Regions from separate parts of the Homo sapiens genome. Here region 1 is linked to region 2. A link is an interaction called in ENCODE POLR2A ChIA-PET data of the cell type or tissue named here. Cell type or tissue: endothelial cell of umbilical vein. All regions are shown on one strand. Links, peaks and the distances in the headings refer to the core of each region. The heading gives the core; the rest is flanking DNA. Region 1 overlaps MKLN1 (muskelin 1). Region 2 has its middle 45 kb from the start of PODXL.

Region 1 (9,231 bases), core at 662-8,661, 100 kb before region 2:
GGAAATTATCACTGTCTTTTTGGCTAAAGTTTTATATTGTGAACTGGATCCCACTTAACAGCTTAAAAACACAAAAATGAAAGGGTAGTCCTAGTTTATCTTCTTAATTAGAATCATTATTTGGAAATAAGATTTGCAATGTGCTGTCTATCCCCAAACACTGCTGAGCTTGCTGGAAAACAGAATTTAACATGAATGTTGTCTGAAAGCTGTAGGATCAATGGCAAAAAAGGGGAAATGTTTGGTAGGGAATTGGACCAGTTCTAAGGTATCACTTTTAATTATAAAATAATGTCTTCCTTTTTATCTGCTTTTCAGACAGCCTCAGTGAACTATTAAACATTTGTGTGCAAAGTCCTATTTTGCTTATCTAAGGCATTTTGACTTGGAAGTATTAAACTTCAGGAACGAGCTAGAGAAGACAATGAGGGTATGTTAGAGAAGGAAAAATAGGAGCTTTTTGCTTATGGATTTTAGAGGTCCACAAATCGAAAGGAAAAATAAATTTCTTCATTTCTAACCCTAAAATAATTTTGTTAATGAGATGCTGGGAAGAAGACTACCAAAAGGCCTCAAAGCTCATGCTTCTAGAATATTCAGTAATTCTGAATAGTCTTTGGGAAGTAGCATTTCTTGGGAAGTAGCATTTCCCTTCTTCCAAATAACTGTTTGAGATCTTAAAACAGAAAATCCAGTGTTAATGGGCTCTAGATCTTAAACTAGGTGAGCAGCTTCTTACATACAACCAGTTCCTTGTTAAGGATCCAGCAGGAAAACCAGCCATAAAACATTTCAACATGCAGTTTGGGGGCTCCCTTGCTTATTCACTGAGTTTAAGCTCTTGCTGCAACATAGCTCTGTACCATCTGGGATGCTAGCAGTCACAGCAGTTAGCTCAGATATCTGAGCTGTCTGCCACACAAAGCCTGAGGAGATCATCATTCTTCAGTTTCATTCATTACTTAATGAATGCCAAATTAATTGGCAGGAAGAAGAAACACTGTGTGATATACTGAACAAGCCTGTGTGCATGAATAAGGAGCCACTCAAAAAGCCAATTTTGAGCTTTATTTCTCCGTTGTTAACAAATCTCAAGAAAGCCTTTGTTACAGTTTAGCTCATGTCATTTGGTTGGTTTTATTTTCTAGCCCTTTAACATAGGAGGAAAATTGTCATTTCATGTATAACTTGTAACACAGAATTGAACTGATACTAGTTTCCTTGCCTTAAATTAATTATATGTCATCCCAAGGGTCTCTGTTAATTCTGCTTTGCCAAGCAATAATGAGATCTGGGTTTGGCATTAGAAGTATTTCATAATTTTGGTTTTTTATTTAGGTTTCCTCCACATCTGTAAAGTGATTGATTAAATTAGAGGAGGCGTGTAGAATAAATCCCAATCCCATTGCAACTGGCAGAGCTTTATAAATCTTTATAAATTCAGTTACAACAAAGGAGAGGATCCTACACCATTAGAGCCATGCCATCAGGTGTTTGCAAGTGACAGCTGTAGTGTGTTGCCTCAAATAATACCAAGTTATAAATAATACCAAGTAATTATCAACTCACTCCCAAATTTAATAAGATATCAAAGTCCAAAAGGTTACTTAGGAGTAGTCTTCCGTGGGGGAAGATAAATTTATTAAAGAGTCATGTACTGATCTTTTTCTTGGGATTTTTTTTCCTTTCCCAGAAAAAAAAATTATTTTGGTGACTGATCAATTGTAAACAATTTTCTTCCTTACTTACAAATCATCCGTTCAGAAAAATAAAAGTGGACTTCCTTTCCTAAGCATTACAATTAGCCTGGGCAAGAGGTGTTATGATTGTCTTATTCTTTAAGCCGGCTTACTTTTTGGATTTGTGTGAAATGTCTTTTGAAAAGAAAGTAGATAGTATAGTATTAATTAACTACTTTGTATAGTCTTCTGCATAATTTAGAGTTGAAAATAATGTAACATTTTCCTGTGAACAGATTCCTTTATGCGTACATACTTTATAAATATACATACATACACATACACATACATTTTTAAAATGCTCTTTTTAAAGAGATTCTTATCTTGCTCCCACTCCAAAAGCTATGTACAGTTGAGTTATTAGCCTCAGAGGAAGAGTACAGGAAAGCGAAGATGAGGACCTCCTTTTCTTGTGTTGGTCTTGGGAACAAACAGTATTCCGTCTTTCAAATATGGCATATTTCTAAACAGTTTGGGAAAGATGTTAGAATTTTTTAAAAGTCAGCTCTTTTATAAATTGGAAGTACTCAGTAGTCAGAAATTAAGATCCCCTCTGATAGAGATAGATTCTCAAAACCAAAATTGGACTGAAAATTAGATTGAGAAGAAAGATACAACTTCCTCCATAGCCAATAAAATCTGTCTTTCCAAGTCTGCTTATTAATGCTGTGAATCGCTCCTTCTGTTTGTGAAAACATCTCCTGGACTGGAAATGTGGTGCTGTAACCAGCTGAGCCGAAAGTTGGAGAATGTTAAATATCTTATATGGGACTTACGATAAAATGTATTGATGTTAGTGATTGTCAAAATAGGTTTATCATTTAAAAAACTAGGAAATTACTAAGTATAAAGAAGAAAAACCAGTATTAATTAAGTGATGAGACCTGTTCATTTTGTTTTCCCTGACTTATTTCCATTACCAAACATAGTAAAGGCCAGAAAAGATTAAAAAAAAAATTAACACAGCCATTCCATTGTTTTTTACCACATGGAGAAAGGACCAGGCTGGAAGCATATGTCCCCCCACCCTTATTTATATTCCTTTGAGCATTGCCGTTTTCTAGACAGACAATCCGAAAATAATTGTGTTGATAGGTCTGTTTAAGCCTGAACTCTGGGTGTAAAATGTTATCCAGAAGCTATAGGGAGCTGCCTTGCTCAGGTCATTGGAAATTTCAACCCTAAGACTCATTGGAATTTCTAAGTCCGTTATGCACCATTATGGGCATATGGAGCATATTCATACCATGAGGAGGAGTCTTTGTTTATGATGGACTTTTTAATATGGCCATAATTAAACTCACACTCAAAAAGGATGAGCTATTGTCAAAAGCCAAAAGAAAAACAGACAAAATGAACATGAAGCAAGGAGTCCATAAAACAAGAGTTCTTTACCACGTTTAAGCAAATGTCTCTCAAAAAAAATTGTATTTCTGTGCACATTAGCTGAGATTCACACATTTTGCACCTCAGTAGTATTTCAGATGAGACTCAATGTGTGGAGAAAACCGCTAACTTGTTTGGTTCTACTCTTACCCCCTCTTCTGTGGCAATGTGGGGTCAGGGCCGTATCCTAAAGTATCCACATGGTCTTAAATGGAAATCATGGGACTCTGGAAAGCTGGCATGAGCTGGTTGGAGCTTTTAAACAGAAGTGCTTTATGGGTATCAGATCTCTTCTGACATCAATTGTTTCAAATCATTGTTGGGCTCTGTCGTGTTCTGCAATCTTCCCCATTCCCCTCATGATCTCTGGCTTATCTTTTATCCAATCTGTATGGACTTTTTAGGATTTTTTTTTTCTTATAGTACAAATAATTTTCAGATCCCAGCTTTGGTAAATGTGTTAATTCTACTTTGTGAATAAATAAATGAGTGATCTGCTAAAAATGGCAATTGTAGAATTATGTTGTATGTAATGTACATATGGAGAAAGAATGTATTTTGTTCATTTTCTTAATAAAATGTTATATATGGATGCTACAAGATATCTCTTGTATTTGCTCAAACTACTTTTGAAGTGAACTTTTAAAATGTTTTTGTACTTTACAGTTGTGTTTTTTCCCCCAGAAAGGTGAGTTTTATTTAGGCTTCCAAAAGGAAAGTGATACGCTTTCGAAGGGCCTTTGGGTGTTTTCCTTTGAGACGGTGCTCAGATGAACAAGTACCGGCCATGCTCACAAAGTTTCTGCGGGGAGGCTTCCACTTATTTAAAGACCACTGGTAAATTATTTCATGAAATGTTCTTCTATCTACTGTTAATGACCACCCTTATTTTATTTGCTTTGTCCACTTGGACTTATGTTCCTCTTTAAAGGGGATATGCTTGTACAGGCTGGAACTAGAAGGAAAGACTGAACTGAAATGGAAAATTCACTGTAGAAAAGATAGTAAAGGGAGAGAACCTAGAAGTGTTGCAGTTTGGGAAAATTCTGGATCCCTGTCCCCATTAAAGGGGAAAGACACTTTATGGGCCAAATCTTGAAAAAACTAAGCTGAGAAATATGCCAGATAAAAGTCCTGGGTCACTGGGGCCGAGTGGTGGGACTCTTAGTAATGAGATCCCCTCTCTGCCCTTTCCACCTCCTGGTCTGCTTTACATCGTGGCTTTGTGATCATGCATTCTGGAGTGAATTGTCAGCTGATTTTATTCCAAACAGGGATCATGCTTTCTCAGTTTACAAATTGAATAATCCAAACCTTACTGCAGAGCTTTCATTTCTAGGGTGTCCTTTGAGTGTGGCCCTTAAGTAACGTTTCTTTGTGTTCTCAAAACAGGAAAGCATGAGGTGCAGTGATAAGGTAAGGAATCGGCCTTTCCTTGGTCAGTCCTCCAGAGAATTAACTCAAAAGGATCAAAATGCAGGACACTACCCTTGATATATTTGTCACTACCTTCTGGTGGGAAGACAGCAGTAAGTAAAGAAGGCTTGGCCCTAAACACAGATGAGAGCCAGCTGCTCCCAGGTCAAGCACATGTGGAGACTGTACTACAGAGCTTGGAAGTTGCTGCGTTAGGAGCTTCTGCCGCCAAAGGAAGATGACCGAGCATCTAATAGGGAAATGGCTGTGTGCCCATGCTCCTGTAACTTCTCATATAAATGACGACTGCAGAGTCCCTAGAAACGGGGAGGGGGGGGGCGTGGGGGGGGTTATTTTCCCTGTAAATGAAGGCAACATTGGTTTATCACTAACTGTTCAGATTCTGAAGGTATTAATATGACTGGAAAGACCATCTGAGGCTTGTACAGTTCTGGCGTAAGTCAAAATCCTGGTTGATGACATTCCTTCTTTAGCACCACGTATGCTACATCTTCCTTTGCCTTTTACATTCTTAGAGAAAAGGAAGAGGGGACTGGAGACTTGGGCTTTCTGGGGCATAGGGCAGTTGGGGCAGCAGAGGATGATGCCACCATCCTTACTCTACAGCTTCACTATTGTCTTACGGGGACTTTTTTCCTGTGGGCTTTCACCCAGCAAAAGCAGCAGCCGTCAATCATATCCTTGCCAGAGAGATTCTTAATATAGGAGAAACTGTAATAAGGAGAAACTACGTAGAAGTAGCCTGCCTAGCACTACGTTCGTAAGTTTTAATGGTTGGCAAACCCCGAGAGGTGGTTAGGACCCTTGGCGATGTACATAGCAGCATTGTACAGCTGCCCTCTAAACTTGGGACATAGAATGGAGAGTCCAGGAGGAATTGGGAATCCTGGCTTTCATTTCCTGATGACCAATGACTTCTGCATAATATTGCACAACTTCTCTGCCTCATTTCTTCTGTGAAGTAAATACTGGCAGCAGATCTTGTTGGCTAGGATCCTATTGATTTTCTTTTTAGGACAGGGTCTCACTGTGTCATGCAGGCTGGAGTGTAGTGGTGTGATCATAGCTTACTGCAGCCGCCAACTCCTGGGCTCAAGTGATCCTGCCTTAGCATCCTGAGTAGCTAGGACTACAGGCATGTGCCAGCAAAACTGGCTAATTTAAAAAAAAAAAATGTAAAGATGGGATCTGGCTGTGTTGCCCAGGCTGGCCTCGAATTCCTGAGCTCAAGCTATCCTCCCACTTTGACCTCCTAAAGTGCTGGGATTAAAGGCATAAGCCACCATTCCCCACCAAGGTCTTTGAAAGCAATAGATATCTCAGTGTTTATCACTAGTGTTAATTATGTAGCCAGTTCTATTCTTTATTTACTTTTTTCCCTTGTGGTACAGAAGAAATCTGTGATTTGGGAGGGAGCTTATAGGGAAGGTTCTGAGTGACAAATGAGCATAACACATTTAAATTGACAACTGAGCGTGTGTCTTGGTTGGCAGGCAGGGATCAGGGTGAATGACCTACTCAGAAAGAGAATGGGATCTTAGGTCTAACTTGTGGCCCACAATAAGCTGTGGGTCACTCTTAGAACAGTGCACCTCGACCATGGCCAGGGTCCTGTGTGAGTTCCTTGTACTTGGACTCCTTTCTGTATCCTTGGCACCCTCTCGAAGCTAACCTCAAAATTACCCGGGCCCAACTCTAGACCTCTCTTCAGGGTTTAACTGCTTTTCACAACAACTTTCATGGAAGGAAAATCATGTTGTAACAGTAGTTGCATTCTAGAAATGTATTTTGCTGTTGTTGGAACTCTGGCATTAACGTGATACTGAGAAAAGAGTGTAGGACTAAAGAGCAAAAAGAGAATCAAGGCCCATGCTGCCATTTAAATGGTTGTGTGATCAATCTCAAAGAGAATACTTAACTCCTGCATCTAATTTCCCTAGTGGGGACAATTCCTATAAGATAGGTTTGTAAACCTATAGGTTTCCTATAAAATGGTTTGTAAATGGTAAGATGCTAGGCAAGTAGACAAGATTGTTGTCTAGCAACTAAGATTATGGACCAGTTCTACCTGACAGTTTCCCTTCTGCAAGTTTGGAATGATGAAGTTTACCCCTTCCGATGAAGAAGCATGCAGCTGTGGATAATACCACACTAGGAGATGAAGAAAGAATCATCTCCAGTGATTCCTTCCTTAAACCGCTATCTATCTTCACTGCAGACCTGGAGGAGGGATAGGCAGAAGCCTCTTGTGGCAGTAAACAGATCCTTTTATGGCAGAAACAGGGCCAGAACAGAGCTTTGTTTTTACATATATATATATATATATATATATATATATATATATACATACACACACACACACACACACACACACACACATATATATGTATATATATAGTCTCTTTGCCAGTGTTTTCATACCTGATCAATGTTCAGCAGCCCTCTTGGGGATTTCTGATAGTGGTGATTCACAATGTATCTGAGGCAGAAGTAGAGGGAAGGAAGACAGCGAAACATACAACGTCATCTTAGGGGAAAGTGAGGTTCTTTAGAGTCACTAGGATAGCTTGAGTAACATAAAGACTCATAACCACCTTTAGGATCCCCCTTTTTTTTTCTTCCGGTTTCTCTCCTTCTCTTGCCTAATTTCTTTGCCTGCAGAGTTGGACAAGTGTAACTCAGCACGGAGGCTCCTGTGCTACGGGTGTGAGCCGACATTCTCAGGCACTTTGGCGATGAGCCTCATACACAAGTGAAGGCTTTAAGAAGTCCGAGGAAACTACTAGAGCTTGAACCAGTTTACACAAAAACACTTTAATTGACAGTATACAATTTTCCAAAATATATTTTTGTAAGAAAATGCAATAATTATTAACTATAGTTTTTACAAACAAGTTTCTCAGTAAATTCCAGTGTACTTCAGACCCCTGTCCACTAAGACATATATGATCCCCCAGTTCCTGGGCAAACTGTTGAACATTCACTGCAGACAAAAAGACCAACACCAAAGAGTCATCTGTGTCCTCCATGCTGTGTTTGCAGCAGACCTGAGGGATCAGCTAGTGACCGTGACAAAAGCTATGCTACAGTTTTACTCTTGCCCTCTCTGCCTCCCCCATCATGTTTCCTTGGTCCCTCAGTCCTGTTGGAGTAAGTTCCATATATAAAAGCTCATCCAAAACTTTGTTTCTTGGCAGAAAGAAAGAATTGTTCACTTACATCTTAAACCTAAATGATTCAGAGAAAGTGTAGAAGACCAGTTCTTATGTTTGTGTTCATGCCCTCCCTAGCCTTGCTAGGGTAACAACTGGGAAAGGAATTCTGTCCTTTGTGTCATTCTGGCACCTTCGAGTAGCAATTCTTAATTTACCGATTATTCCTTCTGAGGCGCACAGTCTGTGGATCCAGGTTTTAATCTTGTTTCTGTCCTGAACCATGTGATTTTGAGGAAGTCACTTCATCTTTGTGAGCTTCAGATTATCTTTTTCTCTAGAAAAAGATTGGACTAGATCTTGAAATACCTTTCTCCATGACTACAGGGTTGCCTGCCAACCAGAGCATATTGACTCCAACCTTTACTGAAATGGAGCTGTGACTTTGCTGGGGAGGGGGCAGGGTTGCATTTTAAAATTAAAAAAACAAAACAAAACACCTGATCTACAAGACAAATACTTTATCATAAGTTTGTCTTGTTATATTTCATTTTTTGTTTAAAAAAAAAAATCAAGCAAAAACTTGTCATTTCCAGTAAGACATTTACATTCCTGTCCAGAGAAAAAACTTGGCCATCACTCAGCTAACATAATGCTTTTTCAAAGTATGTTCACTTAAAGCAGTGCAGGGTAGGTTAACATGGTCACTGTATTTACATTATCAAAAAAATATGTGTATATGTATCAGTTTGAACTTGTTCTTCAAAGTTTCTCCAGTATATTGTCAAAAAAGATAAAGCTCAAGAAGTGGTTTAAATAAACTTTCTGCTAGCTTTCCTTATCAAGCGGGAAAAAAATCTGGTGCCTAGACTAGATTAAACCCGTATTCTGTCTTACAACGCAAAGAATATTCTGTACCTCCTTCATAAGCTTTGCTGCCTGTCTCCCCACTCTCATGACAGTAGGCTTCCTAGTCATCATACTTGTGGTTTCTGGCCTCCTGTGCAGCTTGGGGAAACCACAGTTTACCACTGAAAGAGCTGATGATAAACTGTCTTTGCTACAACCTGTTTAAGTCATGCTGAGCTTCTAGTGTTCCTCTTACCTCTTCCCAGACCCAATGCTCTCTGAATTATCAGAGAGCATTTAGAACCCAGTAAAGGTGGCAGAAGATGATGACCTTTATAGATGCATGGCTGTTTGGCCTGTTGACATAGGTGTCCTGGTGGCAAGAGCAAGGCAAGGTGTCAGATTCTGAAGCTGTCCTAAGCCTAGACTAACACAGTTTGGACGAATATAAAGCAGTAACCTCTGAATCAGCCCAGAGCCTCTCCGGGTTCTCCTTGGACAGAGCGATGGAGAGTCAGGAGAGTCAGGACCGACCTGGCCAGGCACTCCTGCTCTCTAGTCCTTGCCAGTCATCATCTGTCTCCAAGAGGCCATAGGGTTGCAGCCTTTGATTGATTTGCAGAGGCCTATTTGCTGTCTCCGTCAAAAGCCCTGGCTGGTGAAGTGTG
Region 2 (9,231 bases), core at 883-8,882:
TTAAGTTGATAGGCAGGAGCATTGTGGGTGAGGTTAAGTGTTAGGAGGAAAATAAAACAGAATCTGGGGGCTTCGGGGGCAATGTCACTGTGAAGGTGAAGTGATGTTTGATAACTCCAATTAGAATTTCTGGACCACACGTAGGATGCATACTTGGGTTATGTCCATTTTTTTGTTTGTTTGTTTTTTGAGACAGAGTCTTGCTCTGTCACCCAGGCTGAGTGCAGTGCAATCATGGCTCACTGCAGCCTTGACCTCCTGGGCTCAAGCAATCCTCTCACTTCAGCCTGTCGAGTAGCTGGACGACAGGTGAGTGCCACCACGCCCGGCTAATTTTGTATCTTCTGTAGAGATGGAGTCTCACTATGTTGCCCAGGCTGGGCACTGGCAACATGTTACATCCAGTTTTGAGCTGGGACACACACTGTGTATGGTACCTGTGAGCCCATGTGATACAGATGGAAAAGGAGCTGTGGGATCTTCACTTTGGAAAGAATGAGCCCCGTGACACCATTCTCCCCTCTTACTCAGTGTCCTTGGTGGTCTCAGGTCTGGGGCAGCTGCCGAGGGTCAGATGCATAGGCCAGCCAGCAGGCCCACATCCCCAGAGTGTGAGCTTCTCTGCACAGGCCCATCTTCATGATTTCCCCACTCTGTGGCCTTAGGACCGTTACTTTGTGACTTCTCAGAGTAATAAAGCAGCTTTCTTTTTTTTTTTTTTTTTTTTGAGACGGTGTCTCACACTGTTGCCCAGCCTGGATGGAGTGCAGTGGCGCGATCTCGGCTCACTGCAACCTCCACCTCCCGGGTTCACACAATTCTCCTGCCTCAGCCTCCCGAGTAGCTGGGATTACAGGCTCATACCACCTTACCCAGCTAATTTTTTGTATTTTTAGTAGAGATGGGGTTTCACTATGTTGGCCAGGCTGGTCTCGAACTTCTGACCTCGTGATCCGCCCGCCTCAGCCTCCCAAAGTGCTGGGATTATAGGCTTGAGCCACTGCTCCCGGCCTAAAGCAGCTTTCTTTAAGAATTTATTTATTTTTTTGGGCCGGGCGCAGTGACTCATGCCTGTAATCCCAGCACTTTGGGAGGCCGAGGCGGGCGGACCACGAGGTCAGGAGATCGAGAGCATCCTGGGTAACACTGTGAAACCCCGTCTCTACTAAAAATAAAAAAAAAAATTAGCCGGGCGAGGTGGCGGGCGCCTGTAGTCCCAGTTACTCCGAAGGCTGAGGCAGGAGAATGGCGTGAACCCAGGAGGCGGAGCTCGCAGTGAGCCGAGATCATGCTGATGCACTCCAGCCTGGGTGACAGAGCGAGACTCCATCTCAAAAAAAAAAAAAAAAAGAATTTATTTATTTTTTTGAGACAGGGTCTCACTCTGTCACCTAGGCTGGAGTGCATTGGTGTGATCATAGCTCACTGCAGCCTCAAACTCCTGGGCTCAAGCAATCCTCCCACCTCAGCCTCCTGAATAGCTGGGATTACAGGCTGAGCTGCCATGCCCAGCTAAAGGGGCTTTCTTGTATGTAAAATATTAAAATGCTTCTCTGCCTCTGCTTTCACAAGAAAATGCATGTAAAATTGCTTTAAGAGAGGAAAGTATCTATTAGTTTGTTAGGATTGCCAGAACAAAGAACTGTAAGCTGGGTGGCTTCAAAGAACAGAAATTTATTGTCCCACAGTTTTGGAGGCCAGAAGTCTGAAACTGAGGTGTTGGCAGGGTTGGTTCCTTCTTGGGAAATCTGAGAGAGAATCTGTTCCATTCCTGTCTCCTAGTTTCTGGCAGCTGTCATCAATCCCTGACATTCCTTTGCTGTTTGGCTGTGACACTGTCACTCAGTCTCTGCCCCCATCATCACATGGCATTCTCCCTGTGTGTCTGTGTCCAAATCTCTTGCTTCTTCTTTTTTTTTTTTTTTTGAGACGGAGTCTCACTCTGTTGCCCAGGCTGGTGTGCAGTGGCGTGATCTCGGCTCACTGCAACCTCCACCTCCTAGGTTCAAGAGATTCTCCTGCCTCAGCCTCTTGAGTAGCTGGGATTACAGGCATGTGCCACCATGCCTGGCTAATTTTTTGTATTTTTAGTAGAGATGGGGCTTCACCATGTTAACCAGGGTGGTCTCAATCTCCTGACCTCGTGATCTGCCCGCCTCGGCCTCCCAAAGTGCTGGGACTACAGGTGTGAGCCACCACGCCCAGCTCTCTTGCTTCTTATAAGGACATCAGTTATTGGATGATGTCCACCGTAATGATCTGATTACATCCACAAAGATCCTATTTCCAAATAAAGTCACATTTGCAGGTCCCAGGGGTTAGGGCTTGAACATATCTTTTGCAGGGGGCACAATTCAACCCATGTCATCTTCATCATCAGCACCATCTTTCTCATCATCATCACAGAAAATCAATGTTAAAAAACACACCAAGGCCAGGTGCAGTGGCTCACGCCTGTAATCCCAGCACTTTGGGAGGCCGAGGTGGACTGATCACTTGAGGTCAGGAGTTCGAGACTAGCCTGGCCAACATGGTGAAACCCTGTCTCTATTAAAAATACAAAAATTGGCCAGATGTGGTGGCTCACGCCTGTAATCCCAGCATTTTGGGATGCCGAGGCAGGTGGATCACCTGAGGTCAGGAGTTCAAGAGCAGCCTGGCCAACATGGTGAAAACCCGTCTCAAGTAAAAATTACAAAAAAATTAGCTGGGAGTGGTGATGGGCACCTGTAATCCCAGCTACTTCAGGAGGCTGAGGCAGGAGAATCGCTGGAACCCATGAGGTGGAGGTTGCAGTGAGCTGAGATCACGCCACTGTACTCCAGCCTGGGTAACAAGAGTGAAACTCCATCTCAAAAAAAAAAATTAGTTGGGCATGTTGGCGTGAGCCTATAATCCCAGCTACTCCAGAGGCTGAGGTGGGATAACTGGTTGAACCCAGGAGGTGAAGGTTGCAGTGAGCTGAGATTGTGCCACTGCACTCCAGTCTGGGTGATAGCTGATAGAGTGAGACCTGTCTCAACACACACACACACACACACACACACACACACACACACACACACACACACCCGAAAACTGCATTATCAGTCAGCAAACCGAATCTGCTTGGTTTTATGTGGAGTTGCCGCCTTGCTTTAGTAGTCCACTTTGACTCTAGAAAGGTGGTGATAGATTTGCAGGATCCGCCCAGGTGCAGTGGCTCACGTCTGTAATCCCAGCACTTTGGGAGGCCGAGGCAGGCAGATCCCTTGAGGCCAGGAGTTCAAGACCAGTCTGGTCAACATGGCGAAACCCCATCTCTACTAAAAATACAAAAAAGTACCTGGGAGTGGTGGTGCACACATGTAATCCCAGCTACCTGCGTGGTTGAGGCACAAGAATCACTTGAACCTGGGAGGCGGAGGTTGCAGGTAGCAGAGATTGAGCCACTGCACAGCTACCTGGGTGACAGAGCCAGACTGTCTCAAACAAACAAACAAAATGATTTGCAGAATCCTGGGAGAGACAGAGAAAGGGTTCTGATCAGTGCTTCTCCAACTATAGGCATACATTCATCACCTGGGTGTCTTGTCAAAATACAGACCCTGCTTCAGCGTGCTTGGGGTGGCCTGACATTCTGCATTGCTGTCAAGCTGCCAGGGGATGCCTTTGCTGCTGGCCACAGAACACACTCTGAGTAGGGTCTGATGGATTTCTACCATACAGGCCTCTGCCCTGCCTAAGGCCCAAGCACCTTTGAGGAGCCTGGCCACTCACCCTCTTCCTCCCATGACCTTTATGGTAGCAAGAGCCAGCCTAGCAGGTTTCACATGTGTCACTTCTCCCTTAGGTAGTCCCAGCTGTGACATCTTTCCCTACCTAACCCGTCCCCCTGCATAGCGTATGTTCTTCTTAGCCGCCATTAGTATTCCAGTGAGCCCACCTCGTCAACAGTGGGACGTACCAGGGAAGGCGAGAGGAAATTTAGCATAAAGGAGGACTGCAAACACATCAGAACACAAAACACACACATTCAGCCAAAAGACCCCCATTCCTGGACTCCATCCAGACCCGTCCCTTTATTATTTTTGTTCTCTTTCCTCTTTAACTAGATCTTGCCTGAAAACAGCCTGGGCGTTGCTAAGGGAACGCCTTAGAGCCTCCCTGAACACATCATTGTTTAATTCCAGCACAGGCAGCCCAGAGGAATTTGCTATTTGTTTAAGAGATGAAAGCCTCAACATCCACACATTCTTCTCCAGCTTCACTCCCCTTTAACCGTATGGCCCAGCCAGAGTGGAGCACATTGGGTGGAGGGAACTCATGGGACCCAACAAGGTAGCAGGTGCTCTGTGGATGGTCCATGCTATTCAAAGACAAAGAGATCCAGGATTTCTCGACTGGGTACTAGGGGAAGAACTGTCCTCACGCCATGGTATGAGAAGGACATGATGGGAGAGGAAAGCCTCTCAGCCATGTTTACCCCAACCTCAAATCTGTACATGGGGAATTGACCCAAACTTCCCTCAGGGCCTCAGTTACACAGACTGTAATTCAAGGAAGGGTACCAGACACCCCACCGAGCAGCACACCTAACCTGTACGTATAACACATGAAAATAGGCAACAGGCCGGGCACAGCGGCTTGTGCCTGTAATCCCAGCACTTTGGGAGACCAAGGCGGGAGGATCACCTGAGGTCGGGAGTTCGAGACCAGCCTGACCAACGGTGTTTCTCAACCCCGTCTCTACTAAAAATACAAAATTAGCCAGGCATGGTGGTGCATGACTGTAAGCTCAGCTACTTGGGAGGCTGAGGCAGGAGAATCTCTTGAACCTAGGAGGCGGAGGTTGCAGTGAGCCAAGATCACACCATTGCACTCCAGCCTGGGCAACAAGAGCGAAACTCCGTCTCAAAAAAAAAAAAAAAACAAAAACAAAAAAAACAAGAAAAAAAAGAAAATAGCCAACAGGGCTATTGGCTATTGAGGGCTGGCTTCCCAGCGATCCAGGGAAATTCACCCAAGCAGGAAGAGCAGAAATGAGCCAAGTGCTGGCCTTTTGGAGGATGGATGTGATTTGAGGGTTTAGGGGTCAAGGAAGAGCTTTCCCCTTGGCCCTATGAAGGTTTCCTGAAAATCACTGACATGAGGCAGATTAACAGGAGAAAAGACATACACATTTATTTAACATATAGACACACGAGCCCGCAGCTTGAAGACCCCCCTCGCCCAGTGAGGTTCAAAAGCTTGTATTCCAACCTGGCAAAACAGGTTATGGACGGGGGAGAACAGGAATTTTGTTGGGGGGATTACTGGGGAGAATGAATGGATCAGGGAACAGAGATTAACCAGAAATAGTTCTCTTTGACAGCGAAAACGTCTGTTCAGGTGTGGTTACATTCTTGGTCTTACAGAGAGGGAAAGAAGAAACAATTGTCTGGATCTCAGGCACATAAAGGAACTTCAGCTTCTTTGGGAGAGACAGTGGGGGTGGAGGAAAGGTCAGAGAGACCTTGAGGCTTCTACAGTTCGGCATGTCGCCTCGCCATAATTTGGGGTATCAGTTTCTGAGCCCCCAAAATGCAAGAAGGTGTTTCAGGAACCCATCCAGGCACCATTTAACAGGATTTATCAGTAACCCAATGTGTCCTGTGGCACCTGCTAGGTAGGGGTGCAGAGAAGCACTGTGACAGAGCCTGGGGCTGTACAGCCTTGTACCTGCAGCTTCTCATTCTGGGGAGAGGACTGAGCCTCCTCTGCTTTGCGGCCTCATAGCTCCATCCCTCCCGTCCCTGCTTGCCTTCCAGGGCCATTCTCTGCTTTTCTTCCAGGGCCATTCTGCTTCTCTGCCAACCACCACATGGGTCCCCCTGGGCATTGGCTGCAGGAGAACCTGATTGGCTCAGGTAATCACCAGCTCTTGGACACTGGCCAACCAATAGAGCGGCAGCATCCAGGTCAGGTGCCCACCCTTGGTCCAATCAGCTGTGGCCCAACTGCCGTAGGGCCCATGGTGCAGGTGGTGTTTTTAAAGGGGGCTGCAGGTGAGCCAGGTCTTGCGGTGTCAACTACACGAAAAAAGCGACCCTTTCAGAAGAATTCTAATGAGAGAGCCATGTCGTCTACCCGGGACGTGTGATTGAATTTTTGTGGTGCGATGGGGTATGGGATAAAATCTCTCTTGTGTCATCCTGTGGAGACTTGGTGAAAGGCTCATCACCCACACATCCTCCTGGCATTGGACTTGTGTTTTGGAGGGAGTTTGGCTGTGCTGACTCAGGCTTCCCGGGAAGGCACAGGTTTAGAAAAGAGGCTGCTCCTGGGGGCCAAGCCACCACTGGTTACCTACAGAAAAACTTGAAATTTGGCAGTGAATGGAAAGGGAAAGTGGGCTGACTCTATTGGAGTAACAGGAGCATCTGTGTACAGACGCAGAGAGACCTGTGCGGATGGAGAGACAAACACGCCAACACATGCCTAGACAAACAGTGCGGGGCAGAGAGAGAGGCTCTGAGAGCCACAGAGAGCCACATGCAGGGAGATAAGCACAGAGCCAGAGAGATAGAGACTCAGACACAGAGATAAACACTCATATGAAGCAACACACCCAGTGGCACACTCATTCACCCAAGCAAGCAGAGGGCTGTAGGGAGCTTGCAGCTCAAGTGGAGCCAGGCTACTGGAAGTGAACATTGCATTGTCCCTTGATGTGGGAAGCTGAAGCCGTCTACTACAAAAAGGAAAAGGCCATTTTCCCAAAGATCAGGATTTCATTGTAAAGGAGTTGCTGGGCTCATCTCAAGAAAGGAGGGGCTGACACAAGTCAATATAATCCATTTTCAGAGGAAACTGTGTTTTCTAAATTTGAATCAGTATAATCCATTTTATTTCCCTCTCTCTCTTTTTTTTTTTTTTTTTTTTTTTTGAGATGGAGTGTTGCTCTGTCACCCAGGCTGGAGTGCAGTGGCAGGATCTCGGCTCACTGTAACCTCTGCCTCCCGGGTTCAAGCGAATCTCCTGCTTCAGCCTCCCGAGTAGCTGGGACTACAGGCATGTGCCACCACGCCCGGATGATTTTTGTATTTTTAATAGAGACAGGGTCTTGCCATGTTGGCCAGGCTGGTCTCAAACTCCTGACCTCAGCTGATCCACCCATCTCGGCCTCCCAAAGTGCTGGGATTACAGGCGTGAGCCACCGCGCCTGGCCAGTATAATCCATTTTCATAGGAAAATGTGTTTTCTAAATTTGAAAAGCAAAAGCCAAACAAACAAACAAAAAAAGCAATAGAAATACTTTTGGAGAAGTTGCCAAAATGCAGACAAATTCTAAGCATCTGTTTAGGCTGTGGTTCCAGAAGTCAGAAAGGAACCCCCTCAGGGAACACTGGGGCAGCGGCCCTGAGAGGGTTATCTTTACAGTGCTATGACACTGGTCAGAGCCTGGAGAAATGGCCAGTCTAATCAGGGCCCACATTGTACAGAGAGATGGCTATTGTCTGTCTGTGGTTTGCACTGTGTAGCCACCCACAGGAGGGTTGAGCCGCAAAGGAATTGGATACTTACTGTGTTCCAGCCATAGCCAGGCCTCAGGGGCAGGGCCACTACCTGAACAGCTGAAGAAGAAAATGGATGAGTTGTCCTGCAGTAAGATGTGGAGCTCTGGGAGGCTGAGGTGGGAGAATTGCTTGAGCCTGGGAAGTGGAGGCTGCAGTGAGCTAAGATTGTGACACTGCACTCCAGCCTGGGTGACAGAGCAAGAAAAAAAAAAAAAGTGGAGCTCACACTTGAGCCTTAGGCTGCCATGTCTGGAAGGAATCTTAGAAGTTTTCCAGTCCAACCTTTTCCTTTTTTGCTGGAGAAAGCTGAAGCTGAGAGGCTAAGTGATTCCCCTGAGGTCCTGCAGTAAGTTAATGATGCCCTGGCAGATTCATTTACTAAAGGCTGGTGCCCCTCAACCTAGGCCAGCTTTTCCCCTTGGAGGGGGATCAGTTCTGTGGGTGGGGACAAAACCTGATGATAGGTACAAGGATCTCTAAGAGGGGCTGCTGAGAGGGTACTGGAGAACTGTTAAAGAAATATGTGCTCCATTTTCTATAAGATCTCTCCTTTGGGCCCTTGATAAAGACTTTATTTTGGTCACAAAAGGGACAGGGTGGCTCAGGCAACCCCTTTCTCAGTCGTAGAAAAACAATGGAAGGAAGACATAAGTCCTGCAGAGTATAGGTGATCTGGAGTCCCAGAATCAGGAAGACAGTGAGAAGAGACAGTCAAAGGATGGTATTCATGGGCAGCCTCCTAGATTCCCTCCTCCCCCATTTGCTTATGAATCACCGGTTGCTTGTTGATTTGGATGCAAAGTGGCATCTGGTGGGAGAGGGATGAGCAATTCATCTGGGAATGAAATGATAGGGATCTCAGATTGGTAACAGAGATCCTCCTTCACAACTGCAAAAGGCTTGCTGGACAGAGAGGTATGTGGAAATCTGAAATTTCCGGCTGAGGTTAGCTTCTGGCTAACCTCCTGATGGGACTTATCCATGGTGTCCCTGCCTCTTATTCATGTTCCTACACTGAAAACACCATGACTATCACCATTGGTGACCTCACTGCTCCCGGGATGCGAAGTCAGAGGATGCAGCCAAACTCTTCTCCACGTCGGGAGAAGTGCGGCTTCTAAGTTCACGGTGGTTTGCCTGAGGTCCTGCAGAGTCCTCAGAACCCAGGTGTCCTGGCTCGCTGTCACATTCACCCGAGAATCCAGGGAGTCTGGGAGAGCTGCTCTTCCCAGAAAGAGCATCACATTTACATCACTTAGGACCTGGGCCTGGGGCTGGGGCTATAGACTGAAAGGGAAATGCAGTGAAACAAATCTCGTAGGACCCCCTACCCCCTAAATGACTCCACTGGTCATTGAGATGAAAAAGCCTCAGAATTCTTTCAGCTCTCTTCTAGGATCTTCCTTTTGAATGCAAAGGAAGACTGGGAACTCTCCACAGAGTAAAATGTGGGTCTCCATCTCAATGCCCAGAGACAAAAGCCAAAAAATGTGAAGAATTTCCAAAGAGCCTCCTTCAAACGGCATCTCCCCCCACCTCTGGCTGTGCTCCACAGGCGCCGTGGATGGGAATGGCGACTTTCTTCTTTGGGCCCGGCTTGGACAGTTGCCCACTCACTAAAAGCCTGTATGAGGAGAAATGAAATTAGGCATGTCCCCACTCAGCCCATGCACTTGTCTTCATGTAAGAAGAT

What was found. ChIA-PET counts read pairs that join two places held together with the same protein. Peaks named below come from ENCODE experiments on the same cell type or tissue, not always from the same donor. Only the 100,000 strongest peaks of a DNase experiment are listed, where the experiment ranks them.
Region 1: POLR2A ChIA-PET joins it to region 2 with 10 read pairs; 4 of 35 experiments call an interaction of 5 or more read pairs at or near these places.

What each region holds. Positions count from the first base shown.
Region 1 is chr7:131,492,911-131,502,141 of GRCh38, forward strand. It overlaps MKLN1 (muskelin 1), which reads left to right. Exons shown (of 18, transcript NM_013255.5): 18 at 1-3,722. PODXL (podocalyxin like) reads right to left here. Exons shown (of 9, transcript NM_001018111.3): 9 at 7,361-9,231. Among named protein-coding and RNA genes, the nearest start is that of PODXL, 59 kb to the right of the region's middle. In endothelial cell of umbilical vein, for the core only: no CTCF peak of the experiment used is centred there; no DNase peak of the experiment used is centred there.
Region 2 is chr7:131,596,617-131,605,847 of GRCh38, forward strand. No RefSeq gene overlaps it. Among named protein-coding and RNA genes, the nearest start is that of PODXL, 45 kb to the left of the region's middle. RefSeq lists enhancers at 8,034-8,887, 8,888-9,231. In endothelial cell of umbilical vein, for the core only: no CTCF peak of the experiment used is centred there; a DNase peak (open chromatin) is centred at 4,125; H3K27me3 peaks cover 415 bases.